2 separate regions of the Homo sapiens genome follow, and region 1 is linked to region 2. Evidence: chromatin contacts called from ENCODE Hi-C or POLR2A ChIA-PET data. All regions are on one chromosome and are shown on one strand. The core of a region is the stretch at or near the end of the contact, and the rest is flanking DNA. Distances in the headings are between cores, read along the strand shown.

What was found. A loop is a pair of places that touch in the nucleus more often than their neighbours do. ChIA-PET counts read pairs that join two places held with the same protein, here RNA polymerase II (POLR2A). Pooled maps may share reads with other maps.
Region 1: a pooled map shows a loop between it and region 2 (6-fold over the local background). The contact joins the promoter of UTF1 here to the promoter of NKX6-2 in region 2. A Hi-C loop is called at or near these places in 1 of 37 single-sample maps with no recorded cell type and 4 of 50 pooled maps. POLR2A ChIA-PET finds 5 or more read pairs at or near these places in 1 of 52 experiments (activated T-cell).

What each region holds. Positions count from the first base shown.
Region 1 is chr10:133,226,749-133,231,567 of GRCh38, reverse strand. It overlaps UTF1 (undifferentiated embryonic cell transcription factor 1), which reads right to left and starts at 1,351. Exons shown (of 2, transcript NM_003577.3): 1 at 730-1,351; 2 at 10-601. The coding sequence starts at 1,279. The coding sequence ends at 126. RefSeq lists an enhancer at 570-1,369.
Region 2 is chr10:132,783,699-132,788,368 of GRCh38, reverse strand. NKX6-2 (NK6 homeobox 2) reads left to right here and starts at 2,222. Exons shown (of 3, transcript NM_177400.3): 1 at 2,222-2,826; 2 at 2,917-3,089; 3 at 3,199-4,670. The coding sequence starts at 2,421. The coding sequence ends at 3,453.

The DNA of each region.
Region 1 (4,819 bases), core at 102-2,601, 440 kb before region 2:
AGCCCGGACTCTAGGAAAACAATCCTTTTATTGAACATACCCAAGAACGGGGGTGGGAAGGCAGCAGGAGGGGTCAGGGCGGAGGGGCCTCGGCCTGGAGAGGGGAGACTGGCCGCAGCCGGGACTCACTGGCACGGGTCCCTGAGGACCCCTCGCTCGGCGGCCGCGCTGCCCAGAATGAAGCCCACGGCCAGGGACACTGTCTGGTCGAAGGCGCCGCGCAGCTGCTCCACGTGCTGGTTCAAGGTCAGCAGCTGGTCGCGCAGCGGGCCCAGGATGTTCGCGATGTCGCCCAGGTGCCCCAGGGTCTGCAGCAGGGCGGTGTTCAGCGACGGGGGCGCGGCCGGAGGGGGCGCGCAGTCCTCGGGGCGGCCGGGCGGCGAGTCGGGGTCTTCGCGGGCCGGGGGTGGCGGCGGGGACCCGGGGCCGCGGACGGGCGCGCGGTCCTCGGGGATGCAGGTGGCGAGGGCGGTCGGGGCGGGAGCTGGCGGGGAGCCGGGGGCGGGGGAGGCGTCCGCAGACTTCGGTGGGGACGGGCTGAAGCGGAGCGTCCAGGTGGGGTCCGCGTCGCGGTCGCGGGCGGTGGGCAGCGGGGTGGCGTCTGGGAACGCGGAGCAGGCGGTCGGGCGGATTTTCGCGGGGCGCGCCCGCCCCTCCCCCGCAGCCCTCGGCAGCCCCCGGTTCCTCCGCAGTCCTCGGCCCCACCTGGCCCCCCAGTCCCCCGCCTACCTGGTTCGCTGGGAGCCGGCGCGTGCGCGTTGGGGACCGGGCGGCGGGCGCGCTGGGGGCGCCCGGACCCCGGGGAGCGGCGGCGAGGCCGTTTGCGCCCGTTGTCGCCCAGCAGCCCCATGAGCTTCCGGATCTGCTCGTCGAAGGGCCCGGGCGGCTGGCCGTGCGCCTCGCGAAACTTGTCTTTAAGGAACTTGTAGCGGCGGCGGCACTGCGCGGGGGTGCGGCGCACCTGCTGCTGGGCCAGCGCGGCCGACACGCGGCGGTAGGTGGGCAGGGCCTGGCGGCGGTCCAGGAGCAGCGCGCGCCACACGGCCGGTTGCAGCAGCGTCCCCAGCAGCAGCTCCGTCTCCCGGGCGCTCCAGGGCGTGCGCTGCGCCGAGCCCGGGGACACCGGCAACCCGAGTTCCCCCAGCGCGCTGGGCGAGGCGGGCCTCCGGGGCGGGGTCCCCGGGGCGTCTCCGGGTGTCCGCGGCTCGGGGTCGGGGCTGGCGGGCGAGGGCGGCGCGGGGGGCGCGAGCGGGGGCGGCCTGCGGGGCCGGAGCAGCATCCCGGGGCTGGGGCGCGGCGCGCGAGGATGGGGAGAGGGCCAGACGCCGCCCGGGCCGCCCACACGCGTTCTGAGCATCCCGCGCCGCCGTCCCTCCGTCCCAGCCGGGTCTACGCGACCCTCCCACCATCCCCGCCCCGCCCCGCGCGCCCCGCCCCGCCCGCCGGGTCCTAAGGGGTCGGTCCTGGCGCTGCGGCCGGGAAGACGCAGAGCAAAGACTGGCTTCGGTTGGAAACGGAGGGTCCTCAGGAGTTCTGTTCTTAGACCCGTTCAACGGAGGTGCCGCGATGCCTAAGCCCCGGCGGCTCCGCTCGTTTTTAGCCTGTGCCGAGCCTACCCCCGCCCCCGTCGAGGTGTGTGCGGAGCCCCTCCCGCTCCGGAAGGCGCTGGCGCCCCCTTGTCCGGCCCCCAGTGCTGCCCCCGCCCCCGCCGCCCCCGCCCGGGCTCAGCACCTGCACGCGAGGGGTCCGGAGGACCGACCCGGGTCCCAGGGGGAGTCGCCAGGCCAGGGGATGGGTCCGAGGAGAAGCCACGCCAGCCGCGGGAATGGGTGTCGGAATTCACGCGCTCGCAGAAGTAGCTTTTAAAATCTGAACTTCTTCCATCTGCAGCGCGTCTGCAGCCAGCATCCCTGGGAGGAGGAAATTCTCTTCCTATTAAATGCTCTTCCTCCTTGCCGCACGGCGCCGAGTCCTTCTGTCTCCTGGGTCTCCTCTGGGCCGTGGCAGCTTCTCGCGTCCTCGACACGGTTGAGGACGGGCCAGGTGTTTTGTTGAATGTTCCTCGACTTGGGTTTGCCTGGTGTCTTCCTGTGATCCGACTAGGGTGGTGGGTTTTAGGAAGGAAGGCGCAGGGGTGGAGTCTCGCCCCTCCTGTCTTGTGGCTCAGCACCGGTGAGGTCTGCTCCGTGCTGGGGTGCGGACTGTCTGCCACTCTTGCAGTCTTCAGGTATCGCCTTTCCATCCCTGCTCTGGTCACTGGAATCCGGCCCCTCAGCCCATCCCCAACTCATGGGGAGAGTAATTAGGCCCCACCTCCTGGAGGGGTGTCTGTATTTTCTGGGATTCTTCTGTAAGGTTTGTCTCTCTGCCTGTTGATTTATTTACTCAGTCATTTATTTCTACAGTGTGGGCTCGTGTATATTTATTTTATCCTTTAGGTCATAACCCGATGCTGTTATTATTTATTTGTTTTAAAAGTTCTGTTTGTTTTTATTATTTTTTACAAATGGGGTCTCTTTCTGTCACTCAGGCTGGAGTGCAGTGGCCTGATCACAGCTCACTGTAGCCTTGAACTCTTGGGCCCAAGTGATCCTCCAGCCTCAGCTTCCTTGGTAGCTGGGACTACATGTGTGCACCACCACACGCACCTAGTTTTTTTTTTTTTTTTTTACTTTTTGTAGGGACAGGGTCTTGCTATGTTGCCTAGGCTCGTCTTGAACTCCTGGGCTCAAGTGATCCTCCTGCCTGGGCCTCCCAATGTGCTGAGATTACAGGAGTGAGCCCCTGTGCCGGGCTTTTATTTGTATTTTTGCGCATATCGTTCCTGCTTTGGCCATTGAAAGTCTTCTCACCTCCTCCTCTCTTCCTTGTCCTTTTGAAACCCCCTCCCAGCTCCCTGGCAATACAGGATGCTCCTGCCTCATCTGGTCCTTTGCCGACCCTGGTCCTAGAATCAGCTTTTCAGACACTTCTCAAGAAATCTGTGGTTCCTGGCCAGGCACTCATACACGGGGCTCACACCTGTATTCCTAGCACTTTGGGAGGCTGAGGTGGGCAGATCTCCTGAGGCCAGGAGTTTGAGACTGACCTGGGCAATATAGTGAGACCCCCATCTCTGCAAAAAAATAAAAAATAGCCGAGTGTAGTAGCAGGTGCCTGTAGTTCCAGCTACTTGGGAGGCTGAGGCGGGAGGATGTCCTTTTGCTCAGGAGGTTAAGCCTGCAGTGTACCGTGATGACCTGACTGCACTCCTGCCTGGGTGACAGGGCAAGACTCTGTCTTAAAAAGAAAAGGGGGGCGTGCAGGCGTGGTGGCTGTAATCCCAGCACTTTGGGAGGCTGAGGCAGGCGGATCACCTGAGGTCAGGAGTCTGAGACCAGCCTGGCCAACATGGTGAAACCCCATCTCTACTAAAAATACAAAAATTAGCGAGGCGTTGGATGTGCACCTGTAATCCCAGCTTCTAGGGAGGCTGAGGCAGGAGAATTGCTTGAACCTGGGAGGTGGATCTAAAAAAAAAAAAAAGGCTGGGCGCGTGGCTCAAGCCTGTTGACACCCAGCACTTTGGGGGGCCGAGGCGGGCGGATCACGAGGTCAGGAGATTGAGACCATCCTGGCTAACACAGTGAAACCCGTCTCTACTAAAAATACAAAAAATTAGCTGGGTGTCGTGGCATGTGTCTGTAGTCCCAGCTACTCAGGAGGCTGAGGCAGGAGAATCGCTTGAACCCAAGAGGTGGAGGTTGCAGTGAGCCAAGATCGCACCACTGCATTCCAGCCTAGGTGACGGAGTGAGACTCTGTCTCAAAAAAAAAAAAAAGATTTTTAATAACTGAGGGTTGGGGGTGCTGGGGGCATCTGATGGGTGGAGATCAGAGATGATGGTGCACAGGACGCCAGCGCAGACTGTCTAGCCCACAGTGGCACTGCAGTGCACAGCACAGCCTGCCTTGAACCCGTCTGGGACAGAGCCGGGGAGTGGATGGCGGCGTGGGGGACAGAGCCGGGGAGTGGATGGCGGCGTGGGGGACAGAGCCGGGGAGTGGATGGCGGCGTGGGGGACAGAGCCGGGGAGTGGATGGCGCCGAGAAGCGAGGCTCATGAGGTTGCTGGCTGTCAGCTCTCTAAGAGAAAAGTCCTGTGCTCAGCGGAGCTGAATTTATTGGAGCCACTGCAGTGAGGGGTCCGGCCTGCATGGCGTGGGGGCGAGGACGCACACATGACCAGGACCAGGGCCCCCTGTCTCGGGCAGCTCCTGTCCAGCACAATTGGACTCCACCATCTTGTCTTCTCGGCTTCTCCTGGGCCTCCCTCCAGGCGGATAACCGCACCGTTCATCACGGGAACTTCCCGAAAGACCCATCAGCTCTTTTCCCAAAAGCATCCACAGTTTACAACCCCAAAACCATTGGAAGCCCTGGCTGTGAGCCCCTCCCTGAGTGGTGTCCACCAGTCTTACCCTGTGACAACCGTGAGAGTGTCCTTTCCCGGGCCACAAGCCCCACCTGCAGGAGCTCCCCGTCCTGGCCTCCTGCTCCACTGTGGTCAGAGTTACGGCGAGCTTGCACCGTGATGACGGGGGACCCAGCTCTGTCTTGCCCACAGGGCTGCCAGGTGGGAACTGGCTGGGTTGGGCAGAGTTTAGCGCAGATTGACCCAAGAACAGCCGTGGGTCTGTGCAAATAGCCTGTAAGAACTGATGGACAGACGCCCGTCCTGATCTTGGATGAAGACACTGCACATCCAGCATGAGGGACGTCCTTTTTGTCAATGGAGGGCGAGCCTGGATGTGCGCACACAGGAGCGTGGTTACGGGAGT
Region 2 (4,670 bases), core at 973-3,472:
AGGTGAAGCCACCGGACCCACGCGCAGCTCCGCGAGGAGGAGGGCGGGAAAGCGCGTGGGGCGCAGGCCGGGGAGCCGGGTAGGACGCGGCACCTGCGGAGCGCGCCAAGACTTCCACGGCTTACAAGAACGTGGGAGAGGGACCCCCCCTTACCCGGCTCCTCTGCGCCCCCAACTCACCCTGGCCCCTCATCCCGCGCCCCTGAGCCCTGGAGAGCCGCGCGCTCCGCAGCCAGTGACACGCCAGCCCCACCCGCGACCCCACGCGTTCCCTCGGCAGCCCAGGGAGGACCGGGGGGCGCAGACAGACCCAGGGTTTATCGGGCCGCAGCGCAGCGCCTCCAGGTCCATGTTTCCTCAGCCATAAAACAGCGCTAGCGACGCCCCCTGCCCCGCCCCTCCAGGCTGTGAGAAGAGCCAGAGCCTGTCCCGAGCGCGGCTTCCTCCCGCCGTTCCGCCCGCGCGCGCCTCCTGGGCCTCAGTTCGGGCGACCCGCACCCCTCCCGGCCCGCCCAGGGTCTGCCCGGCCGCGCAGAGTGGGGGATCCCAGGGCGACAGCAGCCCCCGCCCCCAACTCCCCCTGCCCGCCCCCCCCGGCCCCGCAGTTCCCGCGTCTCAGCTCAGAGCCCGAGCCTTGGGCGCGGGCGCCGTCGCCTTGGGGTGCTGGGAGGGGCCCGAACCCGACCCGGGAGGGCCCTTCCTCGTGTCTCCTCCGAGGGAGCGGGGCGCAGGACAGGCCGGGGCGGGTCTCGGGGCCGGACGGGCGCTGGGGGTTCCCGGGCCAGGCTCCGCGGGGGCCGATCACCGGTGGGGCGGCCGCGCCCAATCGAATCCCAATCCCAGTCGAATCGAGTGCGGAGTCGACGGGGGAAGCGAACCCCCCGTGAACGCGGGGCTGCACCTCAGTGGAGCCGGAAGCCGCCGGGGCAGCCCCGAGCGCGCACACACCCGGCGGCCGCACCACTGCCCCGGAGTTTGGCCGCAGGTGGCTTTTCCAAGCCGCCATCCAGGAGCGGCCGACGGCGCCAAGTCCCCGCCTCGACCTGCACAAAACGAAAACGGACGCTGGAGGGGGGCGAGGGGGCGGACGTGAGACCCCGGCCCCGAACCCCGGGCGCCGCCTTCCTCCGCGGCACAGGCCCGAGAGAGGCCACGCAGCGGCGTTCCCTGCGCACAGACTCGGGCTCCCCACGAGCCGTGGGCCACAGCCACAGCCGCCCCGTGTCCCTAAATCAATACGAGACGTCACCACAGACGTCGGAGCGTTTGCTCGCGGCCGCCGTGCGCGGGGCTCGGAGTCATCTCACCGCCCGGTCTGCGGGATGGATGAGCGAGCGGCTCCCGGTGCCGTGGGGGCGGGGGGGACACCGGCCCCCCGCGCGCGTCTAAGGCCGCGTTTCTGCCGCTGCGCCCCCAGCCCGCACCCACGTTCGGGCCCTGGACAGGGCTTCCGCGCTGAGGCCGTCCTGGTCTCTGTTCTCCCGGCCGGGGATTCGCGAGAGGCGGCCCGTGGGCGAAGTCGTGGGCCCAGGTCACATCCTGGGGGACCCCCAGCGGGAGACCTGGAGGCCGATGACGGGGAAGTGCCGAGCCGCGCGTGTGGTCCCGGGACCCGCCTCCCCGCCCCGCTCCCGCCTGCCTCACTCCTCCACCGCGCCGGCCGCGTGTCGGCGAAACCAGAGGCAGCTCCGTGCGAGCCTCGCCCGGCCGTGAGGCCCGTGGATTCCGTGGACTCGAGGCCCGCGTCCTCCGCCCTCCTGTGGCCCCGACCTGCCCGGAGCGCGTTCCCCGCCGGCGTCCGCTGCCGCTCACACCCACCCCAGCCACGGGCGGCGGAGCAGTCGCGACTGGGACGCGGGCCGGGACTCTTCCCCGAGTGGGGCGCTCCGAGCGCGCGGGCGGGTCCTCAAATCTGCATTCTTTCCGTTAATAAAATACGTTCTCGTATTTTTTCCTGATTTCGCATGAAAACCTTTGCCTAACTACACTCCCATCCAAGCTGGATTTATTTCGTCCCCGGGGAGATAAATCGGGGCGAATTTACAGCCCGGGAGGCACCTGCCGCGCTAATGGGCCCTTCATGGAGTGCGCGGCCGGCGGGGGCGCGCGGGCGGGGGGGGGGCGCCGGCCAATGGCCGGACCGCGGGGTCCGCAGCCAATCAGCGCGCGCGCCGCGCCCCGGGGAGCCCCCGTTATCAGCGCGTCCGTCCCGCGCGGCGCCGCTCCGACCGGCCCCGGAGCCGCCGCCGCCGCCGCCCGCCCGCCCGCCCCGCGCCGGAGCCGCCCGCCCGCCCCCCGCGCCCCGCGCCCCGCGCTGCAGCCGACGCCCGCCCGGGCCGCGCGCAAACTTCCCGGGCCGGCGGGCAGGGGCGGCGGCGGCGGGGCCCGGATGGGAGCCCGGGCCGGCGGCGGCGGCGCCCATGGACACTAACCGCCCGGGCGCGTTCGTGCTGAGCAGTGCCCCGCTGGCCGCGCTGCACAACATGGCCGAGATGAAGACGTCGCTGTTCCCCTACGCGCTGCAGGGTCCGGCCGGCTTCAAGGCGCCCGCGCTGGGGGGCCTGGGCGCGCAGCTCCCGCTCGGGACCCCGCACGGCATCAGCGACATCCTGGGCCGGCCCGTGGGCGCGGCGGGCGGGGGCCTCCTGGGGGGGCTGCCCCGGCTCAACGGGCTCGCGTCGTCCGCCGGCGTTTACTTCGGGCCCGCGGCCGCTGTGGCGCGCGGCTACCCCAAGCCCCTGGCCGAGCTGCCGGGGCGCCCGCCCATCTTCTGGCCCGGCGTGGTGCAGGGCGCGCCCTGGAGGGACCCGCGTCTGGCTGGCCCGGGTGAGTGGCCCGCGCGGGGGGTGCGGGGCGGGTGGGCGCGGAGGGGGACCCCGCCGGCCGCTGACCTCCCTCCCTTCCCCTCCCTTGCAGCCCCGGCCGGCGGCGTCCTGGACAAGGACGGGAAGAAGAAGCACTCGCGCCCGACCTTCTCGGGCCAGCAGATCTTCGCGCTGGAGAAAACCTTCGAGCAGACCAAGTACCTGGCGGGCCCGGAGCGCGCGCGTCTCGCCTACTCGCTGGGCATGACCGAGAGCCAGGTGAAGGTGAGCGCGGCGGGGCTCGGGAGAGCAGAGCCGGGGGCCCGCGTCCTGCGAACGGCCCCAGCGCCAGCCCCGGGCCCCGCGGCCGCCTGACCGCCCCGTCCACTCCCAGGTCTGGTTCCAGAACCGCCGGACCAAGTGGCGCAAGCGGCACGCGGTGGAGATGGCGTCGGCCAAGAAGAAGCAGGACTCGGACGCCGAGAAGCTGAAGGTGGGCGGCTCGGACGCGGAGGACGACGACGAATACAACCGGCCCCTGGACCCCAACTCGGACGACGAGAAGATCACGCGGCTGCTCAAGAAGCACAAACCCTCGAACTTGGCGCTGGTCAGCCCGTGCGGCGGCGGCGCGGGGGACGCCTTGTGAGGACCCGCGGGGTGGGGGCGAATCTATTTTTGCAGAATCCGGGGGCGGCCCCGGGTGGGCGCGAGTCGCTTTGTATCATCAATAAATTATTTAACGGGTCCCCGTCGGAGCCGTCGCTCCGGAGCCTGCGCCGCGTGTTTCTTCCGTCTCGAACCCGGAGCGAGGCGGCCCCTCCCCGGCCCCGGCTTCGCCCCTGCGCCCGCCTCGGGTCCTCCGGGTTCCCGGTGCGGAGGCTGCGGGCCCCGGGCAGGCGCGAGGAGGCGGCGAAGGCGCAGGGAAGGGGCCCGGCCCGCGGGAAGGAACCGCAGCGACAGCCGCCAGGAGCCCGGGACGGAGCCGGGGACGGAGCAGCAGGTACGGCCCGGCCCGCCTCGCCTCGGGGCGGATTCGGACGCGCTTGGGGGTTCCCGAAAGGGCGGGTGAGCCGCGTACCCGCCTCGAGTCCCCGCGGGAGGTTTTTCTTCTTCCGTTTTCCCGCTTTGGGGCCACGTACTCGTTGCCACCGGGCACCCGTTCCCGCTTGGCCGAGGGCTTCGCTCTGATTATTTCCAAAGTCCCTCTGCGCATCAGCGGATCCCATAGGCCCGCCCTGGGCTCAGCCGGTGGAACCGGGTCTGATCCGCTGCACGGAGGCCCTTCGGTCACCATCCCGCCAGATCTTCCCGCGGTGGAAAGCAGTTTCTTCCGAACTAGGACCGCAAAGAGAAATCCGAAATAATTCCGCCCGCGGAGCGGCGGGGCCTCCCGTGGGTCACGCGGGGTCAGGGAGCCGGAGGCCCCCTGGGCAAGGCCCGCAGCGCCCAGCCGGGGGCTCGGGGGACCCGTCTCCTGCCCTGAAATGCCGCCAGCTCCGCGGGGCTGTGACTGCGGCTGACAAAACCCCTCCAGCCTCCCGCAGCCTCTGTGGCCGGGGCTGCCCATCGCTGCATCTTAATGGGCGTGGCTGTTGAGTTTTAATTTTTAAAAATTAAATGTAAATAATGATATCACTGCGGTGGTACGATTTCTCTTGGCATTTGCGGAAGCGTTAAAGGGAAATAGAAAGGGCTTAAACTCGGCGCGTTTTGTTTTAGGCTCTTAGCAGCCTTCTTTACAAGGAAGCAACTCGAAGGGCAGAAGCAACGCTTTTCTGTGGGGAGCCCCTCTCAGCTCAGAGCAGAGGGGCTTCTTAAAGTTTTGAGGAAGGCAAAGCGTTGATATAATCCCGTTTTAAAATG